2 separate regions of the Mus musculus genome follow, and region 2 is linked to region 1. Evidence: chromatin loops called from intact Hi-C (ENCODE). Cell type or tissue: heart. All regions are shown on one strand. Each heading gives the region's core, and the rest is flanking DNA. Links, peaks and the distances in the headings are about the cores only. Region 1 overlaps Atox1 (antioxidant 1 copper chaperone). Region 2 overlaps Sparc (secreted acidic cysteine rich glycoprotein).

Region 1 (14,942 bases), core at 3,076-11,075:
AGCTTATAAGGAGTTCCCACAATTCTAGACCTTTTGGGAGGGTTGGGGCAGAGGATCTTATGTGGCCCAATCTGGCCTTGAAATCACTATAGAGTTAAGGATAAATTTGAACTTCTGATCCTCCTGCCTTTGCCTCCCGAGTTATAGGGATGGGCCATCCTATGAAGTGTCACAGTTTAGCCTGATTTGACAGATCTGACATTTCTCAAACTTCTTTTCTTCTTTTTTGAGACTGAGGCCTTGTGTCATACCAACGTCACTGGGCACAGAACAAATGGCTAGTGTTCCTGCCACTCCTGAAGTAGGAAAGGATGTATCCATACAGGCACAGCGCATAAACGGCTGGAAAATCACCTTCCTGGCCCAGGATGCCCATCTGTCTGGAAAAATACTGAACTATCCCAAACTCTGTAAGAATCCATGCCTTACAGCCTCGGGAAGCAACTGTGGAGCTGACTGAGGCCTGCCCTGTCTAGGCTGGATTCCCAGGGAAGAGCTGGCTGGGTCCCATTGCCTGGCATCAGTGGACTTGGTGTACCAAGAGGCCAAGCCAGCTAGCAGCCACCCAGTGTGTGTCTGGACTTGTTTTTCCTGCCTTTTTCTGCTCCTTTTAGAGCTGGGCTGAATGGACCCAGTCTCTCTGTTCTGCCCCAGCCAAGACTGGACCCCTCCACGTCTGGCCAGCTCCTCTCCCGCTTGCCTTGATAAACAACGGTCTCCCTGCTGGGAACCACAGCAGGAGGCTGTCTTCTCCCTCCTCCACCCCAGGATACTGCCCTCTCCCCTGCCTGGGCTACCTTCCCAGGTCCTTGGCTGGGAACCCACATTAACTCATCCCTGGTCCACCTGAAGGAAAGGAGACTCCCCGAAGTTTTGTTTTTAGCAGGAAAACCTTGTTTTCAAAACAAATTATTACCCAGAGTTTGCTAGTTTACAGAACAGATAAATACGGATGTTTATGGCAGACTTGGTAATTATGGCCAAATATTGAAGAGAAGGTAAATTTCCATCTGTAGGGACCAGCTTAAATAAAGCCGTGATGAAGTAACAGGGCTGAATACTGTCCAGGCACCTAAAAACCCAAGTCATAACCCAACAATAACAGCAAGTGCTCTGGGGGGAAAAAATCTCCATTTTCTATGGACAATGTTCGCTTCACAGTTCCATTTTTGAGCAAAGGCCGGGATGACTGCTCGTTCTGTTCCATCCAACCTCCTTTTACTTAACCTCCTCGAGTGTTTATAATTAAATGTGGCGACCAAAGATCTTGTTTTATTCCAAACTCGAAGGGCTCTTGGGATATAAAGGTTTGGGACGTTAAATGTTAAACCTGGGAAAATCCCAGGCACAGAGACAAGTGCCACCTTTAACAGAAATCAGAACTTCATGTTTTAATTTAACTTAATTTTGTTCCTTTGCGGCGGCAGGGCCTCACTCTGTATTCCAAGCAGGCCTAGAACTCACTAGGTAGACCAGGCTGGCCTTAAACTCACAGAGACCCTCCAGCTTCTGCTTCCAAGTGCTGGGATTAAAGACAAGTTCCAACATACCTGGCCTGGCACTTTGCTTTGGAGAATAGGTCAAAGACTGCTAATTTTGGCCCATATTAATAAAACAGTGTAGTCATCGGGCAGTGGTGGTGCATGCCTTTAATCCCAGCACTCGAGTGGCAGAGGCAGGTGGATTTCTGAGTTCGAGGCCAGCCTGGTCCAGAGAATCCCTGACTCGAAAAAAAAAACGAAAAAAAAAAAAAAAAAAAAAAGAAGAAGAAGAAAAAGAAAAAGAAAAAGAAAAAAGACAGTGTAGTCACAAGTATGTGTGATCCAGTTGCATGTTTGGGGGCAGGGGAGCATTTGTTTTTAAAGTTTATTTTTAATTTTAATTGTCTGTATGCGTGTAGGTATGTGCAGGTAAAATTCCAGGGAGCCTTAGCTTACTGGGGACCCCCTGAGTGAACCACTCAGTGGAGCCGGAATTGATGCAAAAAGCAAGAGGACTTTATTGTTTCAGTGCACTTGGGTTGTCCCAGACCCAAAGGAGAGGTGGAGACCCCCAGTTATTATGTGGTTTCCAGAGGCAGAATAGAGGATCAGCAGCTAGGCACAATGATCAGTGGAACAGTGCACCCTTTAAACTGATTGGTCTTTAGGGAATGAGGTGACAAGGACTTCCCTTGTCTCAACTTGGGCAACAGTCTGTCCTGCGGAATGTGTCCCCACCCACAGGTCGGTCCTGCCCTGTGGTCTGAGGAATGTTAATTAGCCTTTCCCTTCTGGGGGGCAAGTGTTTCATGACCTTCCCAAGGTTCCTGAGCTGACCTTTCATGCACGTGTGTGCTGGATGCCTGAGGTGACAAGAGGTGTCAAGTCCTTTGGAGTTGGGGTTACAGGCCATTACAGGCCTCCCACATCATGGACGCTGGGAACCGAACACAGATTCTCTACAAGCAGCTTTCTATTCACAGCTACTGAGTCATCTCTCCAGCTCCACGTTCATTTATTTTGAGTTGGGGGTCTCCCTACATAGCCCAGGCTGGCCTCAACTCTTGACTCCCTGCTTCGACTTCCTGAGTGCTGGGATTAAGGTGTGCACCACTGTGGTCAGCATCCCACTTGTTTTTTGAGACCTGGTCTCTCTTTGACACCGACTGAGGCTCACTGACTGTGATAGGCCGGCTGACTGGCGAGACAAATCGTAATTCAATGCCATCCAGCGATTCAGACAGACATGAGAGAACAAATCTGAACTCTTCAAACAATGTACTTCAAGTAAGGTGTTGGGACTCCCGCCCCCACCCTGGGGGAGGGGAACTCATTTCTCAATTTCCCTTGAGTGAAACTGGGCAGGTGACTGAAGATGGAAGAGAAAAACTAACCTTTAACCCCAGCACACACACACGGGAGGCACAGGCAAATGGATCTCTGTGAGTTTCAGGTTAGCCTGGTCTACAGAGCAAATTCTAGGATGGCCAGAGATACACAGAGAAAACCTGTCTTTGGGGGTGGGGGAGAAGCAATAAATAAAATAGAATAAAATAGAAAACCAGCCCGGTGTGGTGGCGCACGCCTTTAATCCCAGCACTTGGGAGGCAGAGACAGGTGGATTTCTGAGTTCGAGGCCAGCCTGGTCTACAGAGTGAGTTCCAGGACAGCCAGGGCTATACAGAGAAATCCTGTCTCGGGAAAAAAAAAAAAAAAAAAAAAAAAAAAGAAAACCAATCACTTTACAGGGAAAGGTACTGGTGCAGTCAATCGTAATGCCCTTAGGTAATATGGCCAGTGCCAAGTCATGACACAGGCCCCTCTGCGACAATACAGTGAAGAAATGAAGAGGGTGTTTGACCTTCCCCAGCCCCAGTATAACCCAGGGAGAATGTTAGTCAACCATGTTTGCAGACAGCTTATAAAATACTTGGCCAGTGTTCTTCGAAAGTGGAAAATAAACAAACTGACAAGCGAGCTGCTTTTGTCATGAGCACCTCTGACCCTAGACTAGGATGGTGAGGGCAGGAGGGTTTGGAGTTCAAATCCAACCTGAGCTGCCTAAGGAGACACTGCTTCAGGGCAAGGGGAAAAAACTGGAAATATGAGGAGTGAGTGTCAGGGTGTGGCTCAGCTGGAAGAGTGCTTGCCCAGCGTGCCTGAAGCCCTGGGTTTCACCTCCAGTCCCATATAAACTGGATATGATGATGCATGTCCAAAACACTGGAGGCAGGAGGATCGGAAATTCCAGGCTAGCCTGAGCTTCATAAGATCCCGTGTCAAACACCCCGATTGGAGCTAGGAGAGCAAGAAGGCAGATGGGGGAAGCTACAGGGTTCAGTTCAGCCATGCCCAGGTCCAGGAGGCCCGAGGCGCCTGCCGTCACAGGAGGTTGACCTGCAGCAGATGACGAGGCTGAGGTGGCACTGGGAAGGTCTCAGTCCTACCGAGGGATATGGCACCCTGAGGGTTCCAGGCCGCTCATCTCTTTGTCCTGAGGTAATATGCCCCTCCTTCCTGCCATCCTTAGCCACCTCTGCCTCTCTGGCCCTCTAATTACTGGGCATGCACAGGGACCACAGCTTCTGTTTAGGCAACACGGGAGCCACGGGAGCAGCTGCCTCTGGGAGGACTGTTTCAAAATGAACCTGCACTGAGGGTAGAGGAGAAGCCAGGCACGGAGTGGGGTGTCAGTGATCTTGCACAGTGGAAAGATGGGGTGACGTGTTCTCAAGGGTGAGGCCCAGAAGCTGGTTCTGCTTGAATGCCTACCAGGCTGAAGACTGTGGGGTTATCTGCTTCCCCTGGGACCCCAGTGCCAGGCTGAGGCTAGACATCGAACCCCCACCGTGGCCCTCGATTCCACCCAGCTACATCAGGACCTTATAAGCTGGGGTCGGATCAGTGTAGCCCAGTCCCCCTTGGGCTCTCCCACCTTTCCTCAGCTTCCCTTATCAAAAAGGCATCCAGAAGGCTGAGCACGGTGGTGCACAAGTGTAATTCCAGCATTCAGGGGAGGGTCAGAAGTTCAAGGTGATCCCCAATTACAAAGTGAATTCGAGGTCAGCCTGGAGTACTTGAGATCCTGTCACACACACACACACAAACAAACAAAGGCACCAAGAAAAGATACTGCTGAGAGGCCCCTGGTCATTCAAGATTATTTGATTTGGATATTCTGCTCCCCAATATCCATGGGGGACAGAAGCTGGAGAGGGTGGGAGAGAGGAGAAAGAACAGGCTCTCTTTCTGGCATTACTACAGGGAAGAGCTAAGCTAATGTCTCACGTGTCACAACTTACCAGCCCTGGGCATGAGGAAGGCTGAAGGCAAGGGTGGGCTTCACACAGGAAACTCCCTGAGCGGTATCCAGAGCAGGGTGAGTACCCCAAGCCTAGGTTCTCAGGGGCATCACACCAGCCAAGGCTGGGGGACCACTCAACAGAAGCAAGGATGCACGACCACCTCTACTGTCCCCATTTCTGACACCCTGCCTACTCTACTCAACTCAGGAAGTACAGGGCTGGATGTAACTCATTGGTGAAGACCTTACTGATATGTGAGGAACAACAAATGGTTAATGGTGATTGAGGGAGAGAGTAGCACTCTTTTCAGTGGTGTAACCACTACTAAGGCACCCACACTCCTGTAAGCAACCCTTACCAGTGCTACTGCAAGCAACCTTAATGAACTCATATAGACACACACATACTCACACACACACACACACACACACACACACACACACACACAAATGGTAAAGTTTAAAGTAGCAGAATAAAGAAACTTGACTCATTTATATAAACTAAGTGGACACAGGGCCACCAAAAACACAGAATTCTAAAACTAGCCCTGACGGACACTCCCAAGAAATAACAGACTGGGGCTGTGTAAGAGATGGTACTAATTAAAGGAGATGCCATAAAGAGGGCAGTGGCCCAAGCAACTGACCCCTCCCATGAGGCACGGGCACAACCCTCCAGGCTCCACTGTTCCCTTCTCACAGTCTCTCTCTTAGCCACCTTCAGTTTTCCAACTGAAAGACAACATTCTCCTTTGTAGAACTGGCATCGTGAAGAATTGTGGGTAATCATCACTGTCATAGGAGTTACCACGATAACCATCTGTAATGGGATCCAATGCCTTCTTCTGCAGTGGCTGATGACAATGTACTCACATATATAAAATAAATATTTTTTTAAAAAGGCAAACAATCGGGACTGGAGTGATGGTTCCATGGGTAAGAGCGCTTGCTATGCAAGTGTGAGGACCCAAGTTCGGATCCCAGTGCCCACATAAAGAGCCAGGTGTAAGCCTGGCAGTGGTGGCGCATACCTTTAATCCCACCACTTGGGGAGGCAGAAGCAGGCAGATTTCTGAGTTCGAGGTCAGCCTGGTCTACAGAGTGAGTTCCAGGACAGCCAGGGCTACACAGAGAAACCCTGTCTTGAAAAACAAAAACCAAAACAAAACAAAAAGCCAGGTGTGCCTGTATGCATCTGTAACGTTAGTGCTATGGGAGGTGCAGACAGAGTAGTGCAGGCTTGCTGGAGGATCAGTGAGAGACTCTGTCTCAAGGGAATAAAGCACAGGGTGAAAGCAGGACACCTGCCGCTGTTCTCTTCTGGCCTCAGGCACTCACAGTTGAACGCAGAGGCAACGTATGTGCACACATACACAAACAAGGCTGGGGAAGCGGCTCTGTGATGGAAAGCTTGCTTGTTTAGCATGTTCAAGGTCCTGGGGTGGTGGTTAAGACCAACAAGACAAACAAGTAAAGCTGCCGTTGTTGGGTTGTGGGTGCACCAGATTGGAAAGGTCTGTTCTACATGAGCCTCCCTACGCCCTTGGGGAAACTTTGTAGAAGCATGGAGAGTTTGAAGAATCTAGAAACTGGGCTGGGGTTAGATTGGCATGCACAAAGTTCTAGCTTTGATCCCCACCATTGCATAAACCAGGCATGGTGGTGCATGTTTGCAATACTAGTACTCGGGAGGTGAAGGTAGAAGGTCTGAAAAATTCAAGGCCTTCCTTGACTACTCAGTAGTCCAAAAATGAAATAAACAGGGGCTGGAGAAATGGCTCTCTAGTTAAGAGATCAAATTGTTCTTTCAAAGGATTTGAGTTCAATTTCCAGTACCTACATCAGGTGGCTCACAACTGTAACTCTACCTCCAGGGGATTCAATGCCACTAGTTTCCAATGCAACATATCAGTAGATAGACAGACAGATTGGCTTCCAAGGACACCTGCAATTATAGCAATATCCACAGACAGACATACAGACACAGACAACACACTTAACAACACATGTTTTTTTGTGGAGAGCAGGTTTCAAGATAGGATTTCTCTGTGTAGCCCTGGCTGTCCCGGAACTCACTCTATAGACTAGGCTGGCCTTGAACTTAGCGATCTGCCTGCCTCTGCCTCCTGAGTGCTGGGATTAATACAAATCTTAAATAGCAGCAACTGAGGATATTTGAGACCATCTGCATTGCAACACCCTGTCAAGAAAAAAGAAAATCCAAACCAAATCAAAGATTTGGGCTGGGGGTGAGGGCTCACTGGGATTCAGTGGCTAGACACTCCAGCTGGAGTCGTCAAGCTCCAAGATCAGTAAGATACCTTGTCTTAAATGAGGAGGAGCAAGAGACTTGAAGACAGCAGACATAAGCTTGGGATGGCTTCTCTTAGGAGGTGAGCTGATCCAGGCTGCCTACTCCATTAGAACTGCCCAAGGCTTGAGTTAGTGGTGTCTTTAGGGCTAGGGACTTCTCAGGGGACAAACAGCTGCCTCTTCTACTATCCCAGTTGGTTGGGATCATTGCATTCAGCTGAGGCCCTTAGAATTCCTTCAGAAGGACCAAATCCAAAGAACACTGCCATCTAGTGGTCAAAAAACACCTACCAGGAGACTTAGGAAGAAGCCCTGTGCTCCTAAGGGACCACAAAGGCATTAATTGGCTCTAGACTCGTTTTGTTGGCAGTTGATTGACTGAGGGATCTTAGGCAGCTCAAGTTAGCCTCAAAGTCTCCACCCAGCTAAGGATCTCTCTTGTTTTCACTGCGAGAGGGCTGCGCCATAGGTGTGTTTTCCCATGTTACACCAGCACGTCTCCTCAGAGTGAAAGGATGTTTCGGTTCTCAGGTTCCTTGGAGTGAAGGATCTGTGATGGTCCAGATGAAGAAAATCCACTGGGAGAGATGAGCTGCCCAGACCCAGGTCATGGCTGGCCAAGGGCAGAGCTGATCTCGTCCTAGGCCCAGCAGGGTTGATTGCCTGGAAAATGCCCAAGGGTCCACATTCAGTTCCCTTCACCCACCTTTATCACTGTCTGTAACTCTAGCTCCGAGAGGTCTAATGTCCTCCTCTGGTCTCTTCAGGTACCCAGACAAACATGGCATACACTTGCAGATACACATACTTACTCATGGTGGCACATGCCACTAACCCAAGCACTTGGGAGGTAGAAGCAGGCGCTTCTGAGGAGTTCCAGGATAGCTACATAGGGATGCCCTGCCTCACAAAAACAGAGAACAATGGACGCTTTATAACCTTCCTATGCACAGCAGACAGTTGCATGGCTTTCTCTTGGCTTGGGAAAATGCAATTCTGGTTCTCAGTGTAAATGGGCAGAGCACTCCACATCATTTATGAGGTGGCTCTAGTTTCCTCTTTCCAGCTCCCTGACCCCAGCCTAGGTCTCAGACACCAAGTGTGTCCAGCATGGTCTTGGGGTCCAACTGGGCCATCTCTGGGGTTCCCAGCTTGGCAGCAACATATTGCCTCACACATTGGTTTTTTTTTTTTTTTTTTTTTTTTTGAAAGCTACACAGACTTTTAAAAAGTGATGACACACGTCTAACTTCAAAACTCAGGAGCAGAGGCAGGAAGATCTGAGTTTGAGGTCAGCCTGGTTTTCAGAGCCAATCCCAGGACAGCCAGGGCTGCAGAAAGAAACTCTGTCTTTAAAAAACAAGACAAAACAAACAAACAAAAAGCTACAGACTAAACACTGCCTTACTTTGCCAAGCGGTTCTGTAAAGGCAGTGGTGATCTTTGAGGGGAGGTCCTCCATCTGTGATCCATGACATATGGAAACGTTGGTGAGTAATGGATGCTGGGGTCTCTTTACTTTCTCTCTCAGGCCTTAAACCCTGAGAGGCTAAGTAAACCAGCTGGGAGTTGCTGGAACCCAAACCTCACTGGAGTAGCCTGTCTTCACAGTGGCTTCTTATTTTTCTAACTACTTCAAAGTCTCGTCTCTTACATTCAACTCACTTGGTGGCTTTTCAAATACAGAGTCTACATAGTGAGAAGAGAGAAAAATCACTGATCTGGCCCAATGATTCCCATTACAGAGAGGGCCAGAGAGGGCAGTGGGCTGCTCAAGATCACTCAGCAGAGAAGTGGCGTTGTGACCTTGAGTAGGAGGTCCTAGCAGCACAGGCAAGCACAGCAGCAGCTTGAAGATGTGCAAGCAGTACCGAGAACATACACCAGACACTTCATCAACAAACTCAGCTTGACTTTATTACATGGAAGCTTGCAGGGAGCCAGCGGGGAAGGCCTGTCTGGGCAGGAACTCCATGGCTGGGCTGGACTGGACTGAGCAGTTGGTGTTCCAGATCTGCCGGGGAGACCAGATCAACAGCCTAGGAGAAAGGGAAAATAAGACAGATCAATGGCGCCACCTACTGTGAGTGGGAAACATTGCATTTCAGTCTGTTCTACAGCCTCTCTGTAACTGCCCATGGTAACTGGTATCTGCAAAGGTGAAACTTTGTATGGTTAGAGTCTGTTACAAAGTAACCAGATGTGGAATTTTGGGTGAAAGGCAGGAACAACCTTTCCACACAGAGCTTAAACATGTTTGACACCTCCCAGACTAAAAAGTCTGAAAACTGGGCTTGGCCAACTTCTGTAATACCAACACTGGAGTAAGAAGCAGGAGGATCAGGAGTTCAAGGCCAACTTGAGCTACATGAAATCGTTAATAATAACTTTTTTTTTTTAAAAAAAGCCAGGAGGTGGTGGTGCACTCCTTTAATCCCAGTACTCCGGAGGCAGGGGGTTGGGGGTGGGGAAGCTCTGTGAGTTTCAGGTCTACATACAGAGTGAGCTCTAGAACTAGCAGACTGGCATTATCAGAGGAAGTAGTGCTGACGGACATGAGGTTTTTTTTCTCAGATAATTGTTCTGAAGTAGGTACCGATGTGGTTGTGTTCCACCATGAACGCATACAGTGCTTATGAATGGCAACCCATGAACACAGAAAACTACATCATGTCAACTACATTTTCACCTTGATAACGAAAGCCACAAGGAACAAGCTCGAAGGGTCTCGTCATAAGCAGGCGCCACTTTAGTTACAGAGACTGTTCGTCCTTCCTCTCAGTCCTTCTCCAGAGACCATGCTTATCAAAAACACAACCCTTTTCTCAAAGGTAAACAAACCCTTCTTGTTTTCTTTTTCTTTCTTTGTTCTTTTTGGTTTGTTTGTTTGTTTGTTTGAGACAGGGCTTCTCTGTATAGCCCTAGCTGTCCTGGGACTAACAATGTAGACCAGGCTGGCCTCGAACTCAGAGATCCACCTGCCTCTTGGCTGAGATTAAAGGTGTATGCCACCACCACCCAGCTAAATAAAAATTTTCGGGGGCTGATGAGATGGCTCAGCGGGTAAGAGCACTGACTGCTCTTCCAAAGGTTCTGAGTTCAAATCCCAGCAACCACATGGTGGATTACAACCACCCGTAATGAGATATGACACCTTCTTCTGGTGCATCTGAAGACAGCTACAGGGTACTTATGTATAATAATAAATAAATCTAAAAAAAAAATCATTAGAATGGTGTTGGTATGCATATCATCGTCTGTGTGTGAAGGTCGGCGGACAGGTTTATTCTCGCCTTCCACCTTTAGGTGGATTCTAGAGATCAAACGCAGGTCTCCAGGCTTGCACCCAAGGTGCCTTTACCCACTGAGCCATTTTCCTGCACCTCGTATACAACCTTACCTGGACGATTACCCAGGGGCTCACAGCTGTGATCACAGCATTTGAAGGGTTAGGACAGAAGGATTGTTGCCACTTCCAGATGGCCTGGGTTATACAGGGAGGCTCTACTTCAAAATGACTTTTAAAAAATAAATGAGACTATGCCGGGGCCTAGCAAACACAGAAGTGGATGCTCACAGTCAGCTATTGGATGGATCACAGGGCCCCCAATTGAGGAACTAGAGAAAGTACCCATGGAGCTAAAGGGAACTGCAACCCTATAGGTGGGACAACATTATGAACTAACCAGTACCCCGGAGCTCTTGTCTCTAGCTGCATATGTATCAAAAGATGGCCTAGTCGGCCATCAGTGGAAAGAGAGGCCCATTGGACACACAAACTTTATATGCCCCAGTACAGGGGGACGCCAGGGCTAAAAAGGGGGAGTCGGTGGGTAGGGGATTGGGGGGGTGGATATGGGGGACTTTTGGGATAGCATTGGAAATGTAAATGAGGAAAATACCTAATAAAAAATTTTAAAAAATAAAGAAAACCTTTACAAGGAGGTCCAAAACACAATAAGATTGTTTGGAAGAGATGGAGGCCAGGGCCCCACCCACAAACCCCAGGGATTCTGGACCATGCTGGATGCGCAGGTCCGAAGCACAGCAAAAGCTGCTGGTGTTGTCATCCTGTAGGGGACGAGCCTTTAGGAGGCTGCACAGGGACCAGGAGAGGCAGTGGGGCAGAATGGAGGGTTTGTGTCCTCCAGAGATCAAATCTCAGGTACAGGAAGCACGTCCAGGCTGTGCGAACCACAGCGGAGCTGAGCCCCAGACTCCACGCTGGCTCGTTCCTGGGAGAGGACCAAGTCCAGGGCCAGGAAAGGCAGGGAGCACTAACTTCTATTTCCTTCCTTATCTACATTTAGTGTGTGTGTGTGTGTTCTGAGTGTGTGTGGATGTGCATGTGTTGCGTGTGCGCGTGTAAAGGGCAAAAGACAATGTGAGGGACTCAGTTCTCTCCTTCCACCACATGGGAGATTGAACTCAAGTTGTCAGGCTCAGTAGCAGGCACCCTCATTTTCTGTCATTGTCCTTGTTAAATTTACTTTTTGAGTCAGGGTCTCTCTCTCTAACCCGGGTTAGCCTTGACTTCCTGGTTCTCCTCTCCTGCCTTAGCCTCCTGTGAACTGGATCGTCTTCACTTTTTAATTTGCTGGAATGTCCCATAGACACAGAACACATGGCTTAGGTTCCAAATGCTCACATTAAGGAGGATACTCTACACAAAGGGGAACCTCTCACCCCCAGTTGATTACAGCTGGCCTCTGCCAGGGGCCCTCATGGGTCACTGATAGAGTCAGCACTATCGTAACTATCATTTACACATTCGCACAGACTGCCTGGCTCCTTCCCTCCTCTGCCACCCACCTTCGTGGGGCTCTGGTCAGCTCACTCACATTCACCAGGCCTCGTGTTTCTCAGTTCCAAAGAGAACACAAACCACCAAAGTGACTGCAGTAATTCATGGGTCAGACACACTGCAGAGGAAGCGAGGGTGTTGGACACAATGAGGACTGCTGGGTGGGCAGGCGACTGTCCTGCTTCCTGACAGAAGGGCACTGGCACTGGTCCACTTCCTGCCTCCCTGGGACCGGTAACATGGAAGGAAGATAGCTTAGATGGGTCACTGACTCTGCACCAGGCTGGGCTGGCGCCACATCCGGCTCCAAGTGGAAGGAAAGGCAGGGTGAGCAAGAACTCATGAAGAGGGATGACAGAGGCTTGGGACACAGTGTGGGACACTACTGTGAAGGGACAGCCACTTCACCAAAGTAAGAGGCTCACCATTTCAGAAGAGTCACATACTCTAAACTGAAAGCACGCTGACCAAGCAAGGTGCCCCTCGAATCCCGTGGGACTCTGGGAACATAACACAGCACTCTGTCTGCTCACAGGAGGCCCTCAAGACCCCCGAACTTCTCGCTTGTATTGGACAATGAGGACGTGCTTGTGACCTTTCCAGAGAGGGGCAGCGGGCTGGACATATCAGGGCACCCCCTACCTCTCTCTCGAGAAGCCCAAGTCCAGTCTGAGCACCTCAAATCCAGGAACCCCAGTTGCAGTGTGCTCCAAAACTAGACAGTGCCAGCTGGATGGTGAGAAGGTTTGGGGTTTTTCTATTATGGATGCCCTCTGGGTGGATTTAGGCAAAGATTCCAAACCCCAAAGAAATTGCAATCTGAACTGCTTCTGGGCTCAAGCCTTTCAGATGAGGGACCCCAGGAGAAGCAACAGGCTTGTGCAACAATGGCTGGGACCTCACCCACCTGCCTCTTCAGTTTATATCCGGAAGGACTCGCCCAGGTCCTGGCTACTTGGGGCCAAGGTAGGAAACAGCCTTTCCTGTTTTGTTGAGGGTTGCCAGCAGGGTGTCTGAGCTGTGCTCAGAGTCGATGCAGACCTTCTTGTTGGGCAGGTCAATGTTGAACTCCACTCCTGTTGGGAAGAAGCAAACTGGGATGTAGGAGGGGGAAGCAGGACCCTTCCACTCACTGGAACAAAGAGGTCGGCCTCCTTAATATTCCTGTCACACCCGGCGAGCTCTTTCTGTTTTAGGTACTGTGAGCGCGGCAGGCTCTGCTGCAGGCTCTTCTCTATGTGTAAGGCGTTTGGGTGATGGGGCTTGAATCCAAGGCCTCAAGTACCAGGTGCACACTCCACTCTAACCTCTTTCCTCAGCCCCGCGAGTGAGTCTCTTCTCTCCTTTTCTCCTTCCTCTCTTTCCGTCTTCCCGCCCCCCAATCCTACTATCACTACCACCTCACTTTCCCATGCCCACATCAACCTCCCAATTTAGCAAGCCCTCCTTCCTTCCCTTTCTTTATAATCTTATTTAAAAGATTTAAAAATTATGTTTATGCTTGGGCCAGTGTGTGGGTATGTTCACATGAGTAGAGGTGCCCTGCAGGCCAGAGGTGTAGGGTCTGGAGTTGTAAGTGGTTGTGAGCTGACAGATGTGGTGCTCGGTCCTCTCCAAGAGAAGTACATACTCTTAACCATCAAGGCGTTTTCTCAGGCGGGAACTTACTTATTTTTTGTATGTGTTTTTCTTGCATGTATATCTGTGTACCACGTTTGTGCAATGACCATGGAGGTCAGAAGAGAGCGTTGGTTTCCTTGGCTGTGAACCATCATATGGTGCTGAGAACGGGATCCAGACCTTTGCAAGAGCAGCTGTACTCTTCTCTCTCCAACCGCTTTCTTTAAAAATCTTATTAATTTTAATAAGAACACGGGTGAGTGTGTGTTAAGTGTGAGTCTCTGTTAGCAAGTATGAGTGAACAAGTGTGTGAAAAGAATCTGTATACGAGCGTGTATGTGTGTCAGTCTGAGTGTGTGGGAGAATAAATGTGTGTGAGTCAGGGAATGTATGACAGTGTGTCAGTGAGCATAATGAGCATGCATGTGAGGGAGGTAAATGAGTGAGGTACATGTGTTGGGGGTGTGCATGTGTGTGTGTGTGCATGTGTGTGTGCATGTGTGTGAGTGTGTGAGAGCGTGTATGATAGTCAAAGACAACTTAGAGTCAGATATCTCCTTCTATGTGGGTCCTAGAATTAAACTCAAGTTTGGCAGCAAGCACCCTTTCTCACTGAGTACTTAATGCTTGTGTGCTCTGTCTGTCTGTCTCTGTCTCTGTGTCTCTCAACGTGGTACTGGGTCTCACATGTGTATTCTACTACTGAAGCCCTGGGGCTCCCCAGCCTGTGTGTGTGTGTGTGTGTGTGTGTGTGTGTGTGTGTGTGTTACTGCTACCTAGAGCATCAAACACACCCAGCAAGCACTCTGTCACTGAGCTTCATCCCCAGGTCTCTTGATACTTTTTATTTGAGGAGGTCTCACTAAGTCACCCAGAGTAGCTTTGAATTTCTCAAACTCGCCAGGAGTGGTGGCGCAAGCCTTTAATCCCAGCACTCGGGAGGCAGAGGCAGGTGGATTTCTGAGTTCGAGGCCAGCCTGGTCTACAAAGTGAGTTCCAGGACAGCCAGGGGCTATACAGAGAAACCCTGTCTCGAAAAACCAAAATTAAAAAAAACAAAAAAACAAAACAAAACAAAAAAAGAATGTCTCAGACTCACTCAGGAAGGCCTGAGCTTGTGATTTTCCTGTCTCAGCTTCCCGATTTAGTGTGATGTGATGACAGGCCTAGTTTGTTTATTTTAGTCTTTGTTTTTGATTTTTGTTTTTCATGACAGGGTTTCTCTATGTTGCCTGTCTTGGAACTCACTCTAGACCAGGCTGGCTGGCCTTGAACTCACAGAGATCCACCTGCCTCTGCCTCTAGAATGCTGGGATTAAAGGTGTGTGCCAACATGCCTAACTGTCCCTTGCTCTTCAACAGCTCTCCATTCTTCCCAGGTGTCCCCACATCTGCTCACTGACTCCATCCTTCTGGGGAC
Region 2 (14,942 bases), core at 4,478-12,477, 54 kb before region 1:
CCTCCACTTCCCAAGTGCTGAGATTCCCAGGGTACACCACCACGACTGGTTTATTTGGACCTGGAGGGAACGCAGGGCTTCCTGCAGACTAGACAGACAGGTGCTTTATCAGCTGAGCTACATCGCCAGCCTGGATCTTGAACTCCTGATCATTCTGTCTCCACCTCCCAGAGCAGAGATGTCAGCCGTTTGCTGTAACCCCATCAGGTTAGTCATTGATGAATGATGGGCAGGTATTTTGAACATTTCCAGGGTTGTGTGGGTAAAGGAAGGTCTCTCTCCTCTGAACCTCCTGGAGGTTCTTGCTTCTTGGCCCACAGATACCTGTGACTCCAGCTGCTAGGAACTGTATGTTCCCTTCTTGCCTCCTCATACAGAGATGTGGACATTCCTATACATGCACGCATGTGAGTGTGTGTGCACTTGTGCTCGTGCTCACACATGCGCGCGCACACACACACACACATTAAATAGGGAGAGACAAACAGGTACAGAGATTAATAATTATTAAAAAAAAAAGACATTAGAGGAACTGGAGAAATGTGTCAGTTAAGAGTGTTTGCTAGCTGGGCAGTGGGGGCGCACACCTTTAATCCCAGCACTTGGGAGGCAGAAGCAGGCAGATTTCTGAGTTCGAGGCCAGCCTGGTCTACAGAGTGAGTTCCAGGACAGCCAGGGCTATACAGAGAAACCCTGTCTTGAAAAAACAAAAAACAAAAACAAACAAACAAACAGAGTGTTTGCTGCTCTTCTGGAGAACCTGAGTTCAGCTCTGAACAACCAAGTGGGATGACTCACTATAACTGCCTGTGACTCCATCTCCCGCAATCCAGTGCCTTCTCCTGGCTTCTGCAGGCCTCTGGGCACTCACATGGTGTACAGACATACATACAGACAAGACACCCATAACACGTGAAACAAAAATTTAAAAAAATAAATTAATTAAGCTTTAAAAAACAAAACCACAGTGAGACAACTCCTGCAGGCTCCATGTTGTGGTCATGGCAGCCACAATGAGCCTGCAGGAGAGGAGCCACCACTCCGAGCAAACAGTATCCTCTGGGGTTGTATGAAGTGTAGCAGCTCTGATCTCCTCCCCAAACACTCGCCTTCCAGCTCTGAGAACTCTGAGTGGAAATTGTCTTGCTCAGCATCTTTGGTGATCTGGCTGGTGGGTCACCTCTGAGCAGCCCCAGGGGATCTCTGGCCCCTTCAGTAACCGCTGAGCCTAGTAAACACTCCCTTCTCCACAGGTCTTTCATCCCAAGAGGCCTAGCCAAATGCAGGCAGACGCTCCCTCACTCTCCTCCCTAAGCCTTTAAGTAGCTCGAAGCCCCGTCTTCTCAAGCCCTTTGGAAGGAGCTGGGCAGATTAAACTGACAGAGTCTGCATCCAGGTGCAGAGGAATCCAGGGCCTCTCAGGTTTCTTGGCAGAAGGAGAGAGAGCATGCAGAGACTCCTTCAGAACAAGTGAAACTAATTCCTTCCAGGGGCAGAAAAAGGCAGGCTTTTTTGGCAAAGGACTTGATAAGATGTTATCTCAGACACCACATGGGCACCCCGGGAGGGAGGCCAGGACTTGTTCAGCATGTGGGAAGATGGCTAGGGGCCTTGGAGGAGGGACTGGGGCAGGTTCAGGTGGAGGGCTGTTCTACAGCAGCCTCCTGCCTTTCCACTCTTTCCTTCGGAAGGAGAGGAGCATAAAGGGAAGGAGGAAGAAAAGGAAAAAAAAAGCCCGTGTGAGCTCCTCCCCCTTTCCAGGACAGATACAAAGACCTCTGGGCACCAGCCAGCCTATCTGAGTCCAAGGTTGCACAGTGGTCTTGTTGCCCAAGTCAAAGCACCAGAATTCGGATCCCCAGAATCCCCACAAATGCCAGGCAGACATGGAGACCCACCTGTCCAAGACACACCATCTCCAGAGCAAGCTGGCTAGCAAGACTCTCCGTAGCCTCAAATTGTGGGATTGACTCGAAGACTCTGCCTAGAAGAACAAGCTGGAAGAGGGATCAAGGAGCATCCTTGACATTACTCTCTCAAGCCTCCACACACACACCGCGTACACGCACAAGTACCCATACGTATGTGAACATGCATGCGTATCACACGCAATACACATGAAGAAAGAAATGAAGAAGAGGCGGCAGGGATGGATGAGTGATTCCTTTCTCCGGGAGGAAGATGGCTTCTCAGACACCTGAAGAGGAAGTAGAAATTGGCACGTTTGAAAGACAACTTGGCGTTGTCCGCCGAGGATGGAGCACTTGCCTGCTCTTTGACCAGCAACTCCATTTGCAGGGATCCATCCGGAGGAAAGCCTTCTCTGTGAGGAAATGTGTGCGCATGCTGCTCTCTGCAACCTGCTCTACAGCACGGGGCATTTGTGGCAACCAGTAGGGGCAGCTTTAAACGTTTGTGTCACACAGTAAAGTCCCCACAAAGAAGTGGACACACAAAAGCCACCACTTAAGAGAGATGATGGGTCAAATTTTAAAGCAAATACACCCCCCAGGTGTGATGTTTCATGGCTGTGATCTCAGAACTCAGGGGGCTGAAGCAGGGGAATTGCAGCAAGTTTGAGGCCAGCCTGGGTACATAGTAGAGTTCCACGGCAGCCTGGGTTATAGAATAAGACAAACAAAGGGCTGGGTTAGGGCTCAACTGATGGAGTGTTTGTCCAGCATGTAACAACAGTGCCCAAAATAACAAACCAGGCATGATGGGACACGACAGTAATCCCAGTACTCAGAAGGTGGAGGCAGGAGGATCAGAAGTTCAGGGTCATCAACACAGAGTTCAAGGTCAGCCTGGGCTACAAGACATTCTGTCTTAAAACAGAAGGGTCAGTGCCGGGTGTGGTGGCGCATGCCTTTAATCCCAGCACTTGGGAGGCAGAGGCAGGCAGATTTCTGAGTTTGAGGCCACCCTGGTCTACAGAGTGAGTTCCAGGACAGCCAGGGCTACACAGAGAAACCCTGTCTCGAAAAACCAAAAAAAGAAGAAGAAGAAGAAGAAGAAGAAGAAGAAGAAGAAGAAGAAGAAGAAGAAGAAGAAGAAGAAGAAGAAGAAGAAGAAAGAAGGGTCACTGGATAAAGGCACATGCCAGCAAGTCCTGGATTTGATCCCCAGGACTTACATGGTGCAAGGATAAAACTGACCCCCTCAAGTTTTTCTCTGATCTACACACACACACACACACACTAAGTGGGTATTTGAAATATCTGCATGTTTCCCTAACAGTGGCTTCTGTTTGCTTCCTTTCTTGAAGATGCTCCATTCTTCTGTGTAATACAAATAAATGTACAGTGTAAGTAAGGATGGATGGATAGATGGATGGATGGATGGATAGATAGATGGATTGTTGCTTACATCATTTTATTCTCTTTTTAAGATTTATTTATTTTAGGTATATGAGTACACTGTAGTTGTGAGCCTTCGTGTGGTTGTTGGGAATTGAATTTTAGGACCTCTGCTCACTCCGGTCAACCCCACTCACTCCAGTTGGCCCTGCTCAACCCAAAGATTTTATTATTATTATTATATATAAGTATACTGTAGCTGTGTTCAGACACACCAGAAGAGGGTGCCGGATCTCATTACGGGTGATTGTGAGCTACCACGTAGTTGCTGGGATTTGAACTCAGGACCTTCAGAAGAGAAGTCAGTGCTCTTACCTGCTGAGCCATCTCGCCAGCCCACGTCATTTTATTCTTATCATGTAATATTAGTGCATTACCTGAAATATATACAAGAAATAGTGAATGTCAATTTGTTCACAGCCTTCTGCACAGAGTGGGGTTTTCTGTCCAGTACCTCTCCCTTTGTGAGGTATTTTCAATACTGAAAGAAAATCTGAGGCTGGGAGTTGGAGGTGGCTTGGCTGTCATCATGTGATCTTCCACTTCATGCCTGCATTTGCGTCAGAGGTGAGGCTCCAGGCTTCTCCCATTGCACCTGGGCAGGCTATGGTCTCTTCTGAGGTCGGCAGCCAGGCTCCAGCTCGAGGCCACAGCCTCCTCTTCAGCTATCCTTTAGCTGAGAGCTGGAGGTGTGGTCTGTTTCCCAGGGTCCAGGGATCTTTGTGATTCTCTCTAGGGGATCCTGACAGTGTCATGAAGTGTGGGTAGTGAGCTGTGTCACACCTCTTCTTTCTGAGACTCAGTTTCTCCACCCGTGTAGCAGTGTACTGAGCGATGCCACAGTGCCAATGATTCCCCCAAGGTTCTAAAAAGCCACCGTTCAGGCTGCTACTCAGCCTGAGCTGAGCATCTGCGAGGTCCATTCCTGAGTACAGCCTGCCCCCTTCTGGTCTCTCGTGGTAGTGCTCAGTAAGCTTGGCAATTAAGACGCTGCCAATAGTGACTGCACTACCCTCTGGGACCTTCTAGGAAGCTGTGGCAGAGTCTGGAGAAACTAGAAGGCCTTCAAAAGACTAGTCAGTCCAGCTCTCCCGGGGTCTCACCTCCTGCATGCCTCGGCTCTTTCGCTTTTTTCTTTTTTCCTTTGCTATGCTATAGAATCAGGTCTTTGCACTTGTGAAGCAAGTACCCCTCTACCCATAGGACTCCATACCCAGCTGCTGTGTGACTTTTCCTGAAAAAACACCTTTTAAAGGTCTATTTACTCAAGCTAGGGAATTAACAATAGACAAAATGGCTCCACCCAAGTCCAGCTTAGTTTTGGGGTCACATGGGTAACGGAAAAACAGCCGCATCCCTGATTAGCCCATCTTGCCGTGAGTGACAGTTCACAACAGCAGCATCCCTGAAGCTGTATGCCTAAGTTGCAGGCAGCTCCTCAAGTGTCTTCTCCAGTAGCTGTTCTTTGCTGCTATAACCTTGAGGAAGGATCTCTATTGTAAGTGTTTCTGCCTAGGTGGAAGGGTATTCTGGGACTCAGAAGCCTAGGAGCCACGCAGCTCTGAGGGGAGAAAGTATTCCAGTGGAAGAGCATCCAGAGACGCGGGGCGGGGGGAGGGGGGAAGGAGGGAGGAGGGAGTGTCCAGGAACCATACAGCTGTGAGGGGGACAGTGTCCCGAGAGAAGGGCATCCCGAGACTTGGGAGCTCAGGAGCCACGCGGCTCTGAGGAAGCCTCCTCAGCAGAGGTGTTGCAGCTCCCAGAGGATGATGTTCCCAGCTGAGCTCAGGAACTTCAGCCGCTATTCTTTGCATCTTCTCAATCACTCCAGGCAATAAATCTCATGAAAGAGATTTATTGAAGGGTCCAGTGTGTGGAGGGACAAACCCAGGAACGGCTGCCCTCTGCTCGCAGAAGTGGGCAGCAAAAATTGGACAAAGAACAGTGCTTTTATAGAATTTCTTAGGGGTGAAGCTTTTCAAGGCAGAGATTTCCAGAGCGAGGATTGGTGGGATTTCAAGTCATGAGCTTGGGGAGTTCAAGGATTGGTGGGATTTCCTGTTCACGGATTTGTTGGTTTCCTGTTCAGGGATATGGGTTAGCTGTTCAGGGATTGGTGGGTTTCCTGCTCAGAAATTGGTGGGTTTGTGGGAAGCTCAGGGATTGGTGGCTTTTTTCACCCGCTTTTCCCTGAATCGGGGCCATGGGTTAAGGGTGGAAAGTCCTTCCAGGCTGCATTTGGCTTTTGCTGAGGCACCATCTCTGTGGAGCTGCTGAGGGCGGCGGGGGGAGGGGGGTGGAGAGGGGCTGGAGAGGAGGTGCTGCCACTGTAAACAGCTCCCGTGGGACGGATCCTGCACTAGTGTTTCACCAAGGATGTAGGCTGAAGCAGGAAAGGGTAGCCACTGTGGACAGCTCCTGTGATGGCTGCAGGCTGAGGAAATGTCGCAGTGCCGCCATTTTGACAGTAGTGACCATTTCTGACAGCTCCTACAGGGGCTCACCATGGCCAAGACTCGGGCAGAGAAGGAGGGGCCACCACGCTGCTTTAGGGACTATAATTGTAAGTTTCATTAGGTTCCAAAAAGGAATGTTGGAGGAAGTAGCCACAAGACCCAGCTCTTTTTCAGTATCGTCTCCTATTGCTGTGATAAAATATGCTGATAAAACCAAAGTAAGTAAGAAAAGGTTTCTCTCGGCTCATAGTTACAGTCCATTATGGCAGAGAAGTCAGCAGGGGCCTGAAGTGACTAGTCACATTTTATCCCCAGTCAGGAAGAAGAGAGCAGTGAATGTTTATCCTTTACATACAGTCCAGGATCCTAGCCTAGGGAATGGTGCCACCCATAACTGTTGAGTATCTTAGTTTAGGTTAATATTGCTATGACAGAACCATGACCAAAGCAAGTTGGGGAGGAAAGGGTTTTGGTTTACACTTCTACATCACTGTTTATTATTTAAGTTCCTGCTCATCAAAACAGGAACTCAAAGTCAGAGCAGGAACCTAGTGGCAGAAACTGATGCAGAGGTCACGGAATTCTCTGGCTTGCTCCTCGTGGCATGTTCAGCCTGCTTTCTTAAAGAATCTAGGACCACCAGCCCAAGGATAACACTACCCACAGTGAGTGTACTGGGACCTCCCTCAACAATCACTAATTGATAAAATGCCCTACAGCTGGATCTTATGGAGGTATTTGTTTCATTTGAGGTTCTCTCATTTCAAATGACTCTAGCTTATGTCAAGTTGGCACAAAACTATCCTGGACAGTGAGTCTTCGCATCTCCTTAACCTAATCAAGAGAATCCCACGGATGTGCCCAGAGCCCTGTCTCTCAAGTGATTCTATACCTAAAGTTGACAACTGAGATTGGCCACTGGGTCTCCTAGGTAGCCCTGGCTGGATTTGAACTCACAATCCTGCTTCCTGAGTGCTGAGACTTCACTGTGCAATGCTGTACCCATCAAAGAGTAATATAGTAAGATAGCATTTTGTTTTGTTTTGTTTTGATGGTGTTGCTTAGCAATCCCAGGCCCCTTCTCTAAATGAGCACTCTACTATTGGGCTAACCCCCTAGCCCTTCTTGAGTGGCTTCCAAACAAACAAGTGAGCTAAACTTTGTATCCAACTCTCTTTTAAAAGCATTAACCAAATTCCTTGGGCTTAGTTTGCTGTGTATTTTTACCTTGCATTTAAGATGCACTGGGGTTCAGCAACCTGTAGTCAAAGGACGATTGAACTTCACTTTGTGCTAAGTCTCACCAGGAATCATATGTCCATCCCCCCACTCAAGACTGACAATGACCCTTTTATACCCGTTAGACTTGTCCTTAGCCCCTTGGACTTTTCTGTTGTGGCAGGGGTGAGAAGGGTTCCTCATTGTTGCTATGCGTTCAGAATCACCTGGGTTGCAGGGCCAGCTCAGATATGAATTCAGCGGCTGAGCTTAAAGTGTTGCTACAATTACCACAAAAATACACAGTTTAGTGTGACCCTCAGGAATCAACAAGCCATTTTTTTAGTAGACATCCTAGCATATGAGAGGTAGTTGCAATTGTTCTTCTTGTTGTTGGTTTTTAAGTATTTGTTGTTCATAGGAAAATTGAATCAGTAATCTAGTGATCTTACCTGAGGGGTTTTGCTTCTCTGAAATTCATATTCCACATAAGGAAAATGAGGGGGCCAGATTGGACCTCCCTAAAGCTTTAAATAAATTCTAAGTCCCTAGGAACCTTCTTTCTCTCTAGAACCACCAGGGGGCACTCTCTCCTCGATGCCTCTTGGCCTGGTGACTGGCTGGGTCCCGCAGGATCTGTGTGCACAGCTGGAAATCAGGTTAGCTGGATCCAACTATGCCTAGAAAGACCTATCCAAGTAGAGAAAGGCAGATCACAGAATCAGTCCCTGAAGACAAGACTCTGTTGTCCTGATATCCACTGACCATTAAGTAGAAGAGAGGCTTCCCACCCACAGCTGGCTGGATGATACATTTCCAGGCCTGCCCAGGACCCTTTGAGTACGCCTATTCTTCTGTTTCGATTTGGACATATTGAACACTTATAGTCCTGCAGCAGGAACTACCGCAGACACTGCACATCTGGTACAGACTGAAAAGCCCCTGAGTTCCTTCCCAAAGCACATGTGGCCTTGGGGAAGAAATGTGATGGGCAGGAGAAAGGGGACAGGCCAAGACTGTGGAGTGTAGCCGGTGGTGGTGGTGGTGGTGGTGGAGACAAAGATGATGGTGATGGTGGTGATTTGTTGGCTTTTTCTGTACCCTGCCCACAGACTGAAAGACAGAAACATTACTGCCAGAATTGTCACAGGTGGGCCGTGAGATTGGAGTGTTGGCAGAGACTCTATTGGGTTACACTGTGTCTGGGAGGGAGGGAGGAAAGGAAAAAGGAAGTGGGGGGACAGAGGGAGGAGTCCTTTTCTGGTTCCTTTGACCCTGGTATCTCCCATCTCAGGTCTGGTTACCTACTCCCTAGGAAATGCTTGATTCGTTAATGGTGACCCAAAGACCTACACTTCCCGTAAGGGTGGGACAGCCACCATTTTAACTCCAAGATGATTTTAGGAAAGTTCTTTGGTTGGCTTTATGTCTAATTACTTGTAATGTGGTCTTCCTTTGAACTGTCAAGGGCAAGGTCTGATTTCTTTGTGTATAAGAAGCATGGGACATATCCACTCAAGCGAGGCATTGTTTCTCATTGTATTTTTATTGTGTTTATCTTTAAGGTCTAGCTCTAGGGTTGACCTTAAAGTCTAGTGTGTGTGTGTGTGTGTGTGTGTGTGTGTGTGTGTGTGTGTTCTGTTATTTTTAAAATAGGAGTTCATGTAGCCCAGGTGTCTTAGTTAGGGTTTCTATTGTTAAGACAAAACACCGTGACCAAAAAACGAGTTAGAGAGGAAGGGGTTTATTTGGCTTATACTTCCATATCACTGTTCATCGTTGATGGCAATCAGGACAGGAACTCAAGCAGGGCCAGAACCTGAAGGCAGGAACTGACGCAGAGGCTATAGAAGGGTGCTGCTTCCTGGCTTGCTTTCCCTTTTAGCCTTTCTTATAGGACCCAGAACCAACCCAAGGATGAACTACCCACCCAGTGGGCTGTGCCCTCCCCCACCAACCACTAATTAAGAAAACACTTTACAGCTGGACCTTATGAAGGCATCTTCTCAGCTGCGGTTCCTTGTTCGTATGTCAAGTTATCAGAAGACTAGCCAGCACACCAGGCTTTCAACTCACCTGTAGGCCAGAATAAACCTAAATTTCTGATCCTCCTACTTTACCTCCTAAAGACGAAAATTATAGCTCTGTGCCATCGTGCCCAGTTTATTTTGATTTTGGATTTAAAGTCAGGGTTTTATCCATACTAAATGAGTACTCTATCAACTCAGCCACAGTCATGATCTAGGCTGCATGATGCTGGTCTTCTGTCGAGGGTAAGGATACAATTTCCTTTGGATATTAAAGGGCTTTAGTGAAGGGGTTGTTTTATTTGGTTTAGTTTTTAAGACAGGGTCTTGTTATGGAAACATGAATGGCCTAGGATTCACAATGTAACCCAAGCTGCCCTCAAATGTGAGATCTTCCTGCTCCTGCCAAATGCTGGGACTACGGGTGTGTCTTAAGTAGTTTGCTTTAAAGCGGCAGTTTTTGACCTGTGAGTTGTGACCCTTTGTGGGTCGAATGACCCCTTTCACAAGGGTCACATATCAGATATCCTGCATATAAGATACTTACATGATGGTTTGTAACAGCAGCAAAATTACAATTAAGTAGCAACGAAAATAACTTTATGTTTGGGAGTCACCACAACATGCGGAATTGCATTAAAGGGTCACAGCATCAGGAAGATAGAACTGTTGCGTGCAGGTTTTTGTTTTTGTTTTTTTTTTTTGTTTTTGTTTTTTTCTTTTTCTTTTTGGTTTTTTGAGACAGGGTTTCTCTGTATAGCCCTGGCTGTCCTGGAACTCACCCTGTAGACCAGGCTGGCCTCGAACTCAGAAATCTGCCTGCCTCTGCCTCCCAAGTGCTGGGATTAAAGGCATGTGCCACCACTGCCTGGCTTGCATGTAGTTTTACGCTCTATCTGCCTTTAGCTCCGGGAAGTGACCGCACTACCAGCCCCTACCTGGCTTCCCTTAAATTCTCAGACAAAAGACACACACAGTTTGTTCCTTTTCAGCTTGCCTTAGGACACAATTGCTGGGCGTTACTATCTCTCGCCTTTAGTAATATTTTTATCTCCACTCTTCCCACAAGCCCTAAACTTCAGTGGCTAGTCCCACCTAGGCCCCGCTAAACATCCCTAACCACCCGCCTGTAGTAGTGGTCACAGGCCCCAGCTCGTCCTGGGACCTCACATGGCTGCTGTCATCTCTCTCCAAAGCACGGCAAAAAAGCCTCCTCTCCTTCCTTGCATCTTCTTTTCCAATTGGGACCTGGAAGTCCCGCCTACCTTCTTCCCAATTGGCCCACGGCTATCTTTACTGACAGATAAAGAACCAATTGGAGAACAGGACCTTAGCATCAGAACCGCCCCTATAGAGAATCACTGCTTTAAAGAAATTGGCGGACAGAGCCAGGAGGGCAGGGAAGCATCACCTCTGACGACTGATGGTTCTGTTAACTCCGTTGGCAGGTGACTGGCAGTGGGCTGCAGTGCACCTCAACCCAGCCTTGATTTTTAATTCTTCCATGCTGACTTTTCTTGAAAATTCTGAAGACTTGCTGTAGAAGACATTCACATTTGGAGATGAGAGGCCTGCTAAGTTCCAGCCTCTCTCTGCCCTTCACCGCCTTCAAGGTGTAGCCAAGTCATCTAAGCCCCAGAGCTCATTTCTTGAGAGCTGAGCTTTGGGGGTCAGTGCTGTGTGTTCCACAGATGATCTGACCCCGGCTGACCAAGGGGCAAGATCTTGTTCCCCACCTTGACAGAGGGAACAGTTTCACAGTTTCCACACCTGCACCCAGTCTTCGTTTCCTTCGCACACCATTCTGTCTGGAACTGTTCAGTTGTGTGATTCTGCCTTATTCAAGGGACATCTTGTCCACTGGAGGCACCCGACAAACAGCTAATGAATGCAACACCGTAGGAATTTCCTTTTTTTTTTTAAGATTTATTTATTTTTTTATATGTAAGTACACTGTAACTGCCTTCAGACACACCAGAAGAGGGCATCCAATCTCATTACAGATGATTGTGAGCCACCATGTGGTTGCTGGGATTTGAACTCAGGACCTCCGGAAGAGCAGTCGGTGTTCTTAACCGCTGAGCCCTCTCTCTAGCCCCCTGTAGGAATTTCCTAAACCCTCTGATTGCCCAGATTCCCAGAGACCATCAATATACTGGGCTTGCACACATAAGATCAGAACAAAACTTCCTAGATCCTCCCTGCCCTGCCCCTAACATCACACTGGTATGTCTGAGGGGCACAAGTTTCATAAAGTGTTCTGTGGGGTTTTAAGGATTAATAATAATAATAATAATAATAATAATAATAAAAGTGTTATTATTATTGCATCAACCACCAAGGATCCAAGACCTTGCTCCTCCACCTTGCCAGAGGTGTTGTTATTATTATTATTATTATTATTATTATTATTATTATTATTATTATTGAGGCAGGGTCTCAGTATGCAGTCTTAGCTGCCCTATAACTATATAAACCATGCTGCTCTCAAACTCACAGACTGCTGCTCATGACTGCCTCCCAATTACCAAGGTTAAAGGTGTGCACCACTACACTCAGCTCCCTAGAATTTTGTGTGAAGAAAATGTCTTGATTTGGGGTGAACACAGCTTGATTCTCAGACACTTGAAAGGTGGCTGGAATGATTAAAGAACTAATACACACACACACACACACACACACACACACACACACACAGGATGGGGGTGTGTATAGTCTTGTGTAGACGAGGCTGGCCTCCAGCTCACTTGTAGCTAAGGATGACCTTGGACATTTGACTGTCCTGCCTCTACCTCCTTGGGGCTGGGATTTCAAACATTCACTGCCACAGCCAGCTTAGGTTGCGCTGACGATCGAACCTGGGCTTTGTTCATATTGGGTAAGCACTTTATCAACTGAGCTACATCCCAGCCCAGGAACTGGCTTCTTCATGTGTTAAATTAGTGCTCACAGGAGCCATATCTTCCCTGTCTGAGTGTGTGAATATGTGTGTGTGTATAAAAGCACAATGGAGTGTTTGCTTCTGTGCACAAGTATGGCCATGTTTGTGCACACCTGAAAACGAAGCACCGGAGAGTAAGACACACATACCATCACCCGGGACAGGACAGCCGTTTCTAAGTTGTTACTTTTTATTTTGAAAGACTTGTCAAGCTCTTCACATTGCTGTGAGAGTTTGCATGGTTAATGAGAAGCAGCTTTTTCATGAAATGCTTGGAGGGGAACAATTTCTCAGCCTGTGAGATCTGACCATTCCGTTGGCTTGGAAGTTTCTCTTGATTAGTAGAAGGTTTCAAGTGGCAGGGGGTGGGGAGAGGTGAGGGGGAACATGCTAGAAACTTTATGACAGCCATCTAGATGTGAAAAAAATCAAACCAATTCACCAGTCTCACTTCCTCTACGTTACAACCTTTTCTGTCTTCCTCTTGAGTCTCACTTTCCTGAAACAGCCTCCCAGTGCCTAGAGCTCCCGGCAAGAACCTGAAAGCCCAATTGCAGTTGAGTGATGTTCTGGCCCACCCATGGCTCACCAAAACTAAAACCAACAGCCAAACATGGAAAGAAACGCCCTAAGAGTCGAGAAGACAGCAAGGTCCCGGGCTGCTGGGAGTCTGTCATGTGTGCCACAGCTCTGGATTATTCTGTCTTTCCTTGACCTAGGCTACTAAGACTTGCCATGTGGGTTCTGACTGGTGGGTCCTCAGGTCTCACAGCATCTTTACCCAAATTTTGTACCTGTGTCTGTAACTTCCCTCTGCCTAACTCCAAACCACCAGGGGAAAAAGCCCACATCCCCCAAAATGAAATAAGCACAGAGTCTGGGTGAGTGTTAAGAGTCAAATGCAAAACAGAAATGAAAGCTAGAGATATCTCCTCGTGCTTGTGGACGGTGAGCTTATGCAACTCCGTTTCCAACACAGCCAGTGAGACACTGGGTAGTGCAGGGGACCAGGAGGCTGTGGATGGGCCATGGCCTCAGAGTTATGTGGGAAAATGCTGTGACTTGGGTTCTAGTTTCTTTCTTACTTTGTTTTTTTTTTTTTTTTAGCACCGTTAATGTATTCAGTTAAATCTATGTTAGCACCTTATCCCCAGGCGGAACAGCCAACCATCCAAACATTTTAAACAAGGGGGTAATGGGAGGGGGGACACATCAGAGGGAGAGAGTTCAGGACTGCAGCAGGAGGCGTGAACTTAGATCACCAGATCCTTGTTGATGTCCTCTGCAAAGGAAGAAGGGGCGTGGTTAAAATAAGGCTCTACCACTTGAAAACAGGAGGGGGGCTGGTCGGGAAGAGAAGGGGGGCAGTGGGAGTGGGAGCAGGAGAGGGAAATGGGCCACCAGAGGGGAAGGGACAACATCCCATCCCTCAAGGACACTTCTTTCCATTCTTAAGCCCAAACACTCACGCTCCTTGATGCCAAAGCAGCCGGCCCATTCCTCCAGGGCAATGTACTTGTCGTTGTCTAGGTCACAGGTCTCAAAGAAACGTGTGGTGCAATGTTCCATGGGGATGAGGGGAGCGCGCAGTGGGGCCAGCTCAGTGTGGGACAGGTACCTGGCAGGGAAGAGTAGGGAAGGGTGTGAGTGTGGGAGAACAACAGTCCAGTATGGGAAGCCGGTAGTAGGAGCCCAGGGCTGGGATCCTGGCTTTACCCACAGCTCTGCCATGGTCCTGCAGGAGAGACCCAAGACACCACCACACGACCCTACTCTGAGCCTCAGTTTCCTAGCCCATCTGACAGGGAAGTAAGTGAAGTTGTTCCAGTTCTGAGTCTATAGGCCCCATTGTAAGGGCCACTTGGATGAGTGTTGGGGACATAGAAACAATATATTCGGCACCTCAGTTATGCTACGTCAAAGTCTGTGAGATTGCAATATAGATTGTCATTCTTTTCTCTTCTTTTCTTTTCTTTTCCTTTCTTTTTCTTTCCTTTCCTTTCCTTTCCTTTCCTTTCCTTTCCTTTCCTTCCCTTCCCTTCCCTTCCCTTCCCTTCTCTTTTCCCTTCCCTTCCCTTCCCTTCCCTTCCCTTCCCTTCCCTTCCCTTCCCTTCCCTTCCCTTCCCTTCTCCCTTCCCTTCCCCCTTCCCTTCCCTTCCCTTCCCTTCCCTTCCCTTCCCTTCCCTTCCCTTCCCTTCCCTTCCCTTCTCTTTTCCCTTCCCTTCCCTTCCCTTCTCTTTTCCCTTCCCTTCCCTTCCCTTCCCTTCCCTTCCCTTCCCTTCCCTTCCCTTCCCTTCCCTTCCCTTCTCTTTTCCCTTCCCTTCCCTTCTCTTTTCCCTTCCCTTCCCTTCCCTTCCCTTCCCTTCCCTTCCCTTCCCTTCCCTTCCCTTCCCTTTCTTTTCTTTTCTTTGTTGTTGTTTTCAAGACAGGGTTTCTCTGTATAGCCCTGGAACTCTCTAAGTAGGCTAGACTGGCCTCAAACTCAGAGACCTGCCTGCTTCAGTCTCCCAGGTGCTGGGATTAAAGGCGTGCACCACCCCCTCCTGACCACACTATAGATTTTTGATGTTCACACACTGATATAACTGCAGGAGCCTAAAATGGGGTCTTAAAAGACCCATCAGTCCTCTAATAGGGCAGGGATATAGCTCAGCAGTAGAGCACCTGCCTAGAATCCCCCTTGAGAATCCACCAGTAAAGGGTTGGGGGACATAGTTCAGTGGTAGAGTATTGGACTAGAATCCTCCAGTAAGGGACTGGAATGTGGTGTGGTTCAGTGATAGAGCACTTCCTAGAATTCCCTAGTGAGAGGTTCTATCCCCAGTGCTAAAAATAAGTGAACAACAAAATCTGGTGATGGCTCTGACTTCCGGGAGGGGCTGAACCAGGCCTGGCTGGGTGGTAAGATGGGAAGGCTACATCATGCAATGAGTGACTTCAG

What was found. Hi-C counts contacts between places; a loop is a spot of excess contacts. Peaks named below come from ENCODE experiments on the same cell type or tissue, not always from the same donor. Only the 100,000 strongest peaks of a DNase experiment are listed, where the experiment ranks them.
Region 2: it touches region 1 in a loop (7-fold over the local background); 37 of 42 quality-filtered maps call a loop at or near these places.

Annotation. Positions count from the first base shown.
Region 1 is chr11:55,437,648-55,452,589 of GRCm38, forward strand. Atox1 (antioxidant 1 copper chaperone) reads right to left here. Exons shown (of 4, transcript NM_009720.3): 3 at 12,810-12,978; 4 at 8,990-9,137. The coding sequence ends at 12,854. Among named protein-coding and RNA genes, the nearest start is that of Atox1, 16 kb to the right of the region's middle. In heart, for the core only: CTCF peaks have their summits at 7,377 (motif pointing left), 7,585 and 9,192 (motif pointing left); DNase peaks (open chromatin) are centred at 7,364 and 9,104; H3K27ac peaks cover 2,325 bases.
Region 2 is chr11:55,382,331-55,397,272 of GRCm38, forward strand. It overlaps Sparc (secreted acidic cysteine rich glycoprotein), which reads right to left. Exons shown (of 10, transcript NM_009242.5): 9 at 13,471-13,619; 10 at 11,829-13,283. The coding sequence ends at 13,255. It overlaps Gm31842 (a long non-coding RNA gene), which reads right to left and starts at 520. Exons shown (of 3, transcript XR_388657.2): 1 at 1-520. In heart, for the core only: CTCF peaks have their summits at 7,609 (motif pointing right) and 11,033 (motif pointing right); DNase peaks (open chromatin) are centred at 7,691 and 10,351; H3K4me3 peaks cover 350 bases; H3K27ac peaks cover 658 bases; H3K27me3 peaks cover 353 bases.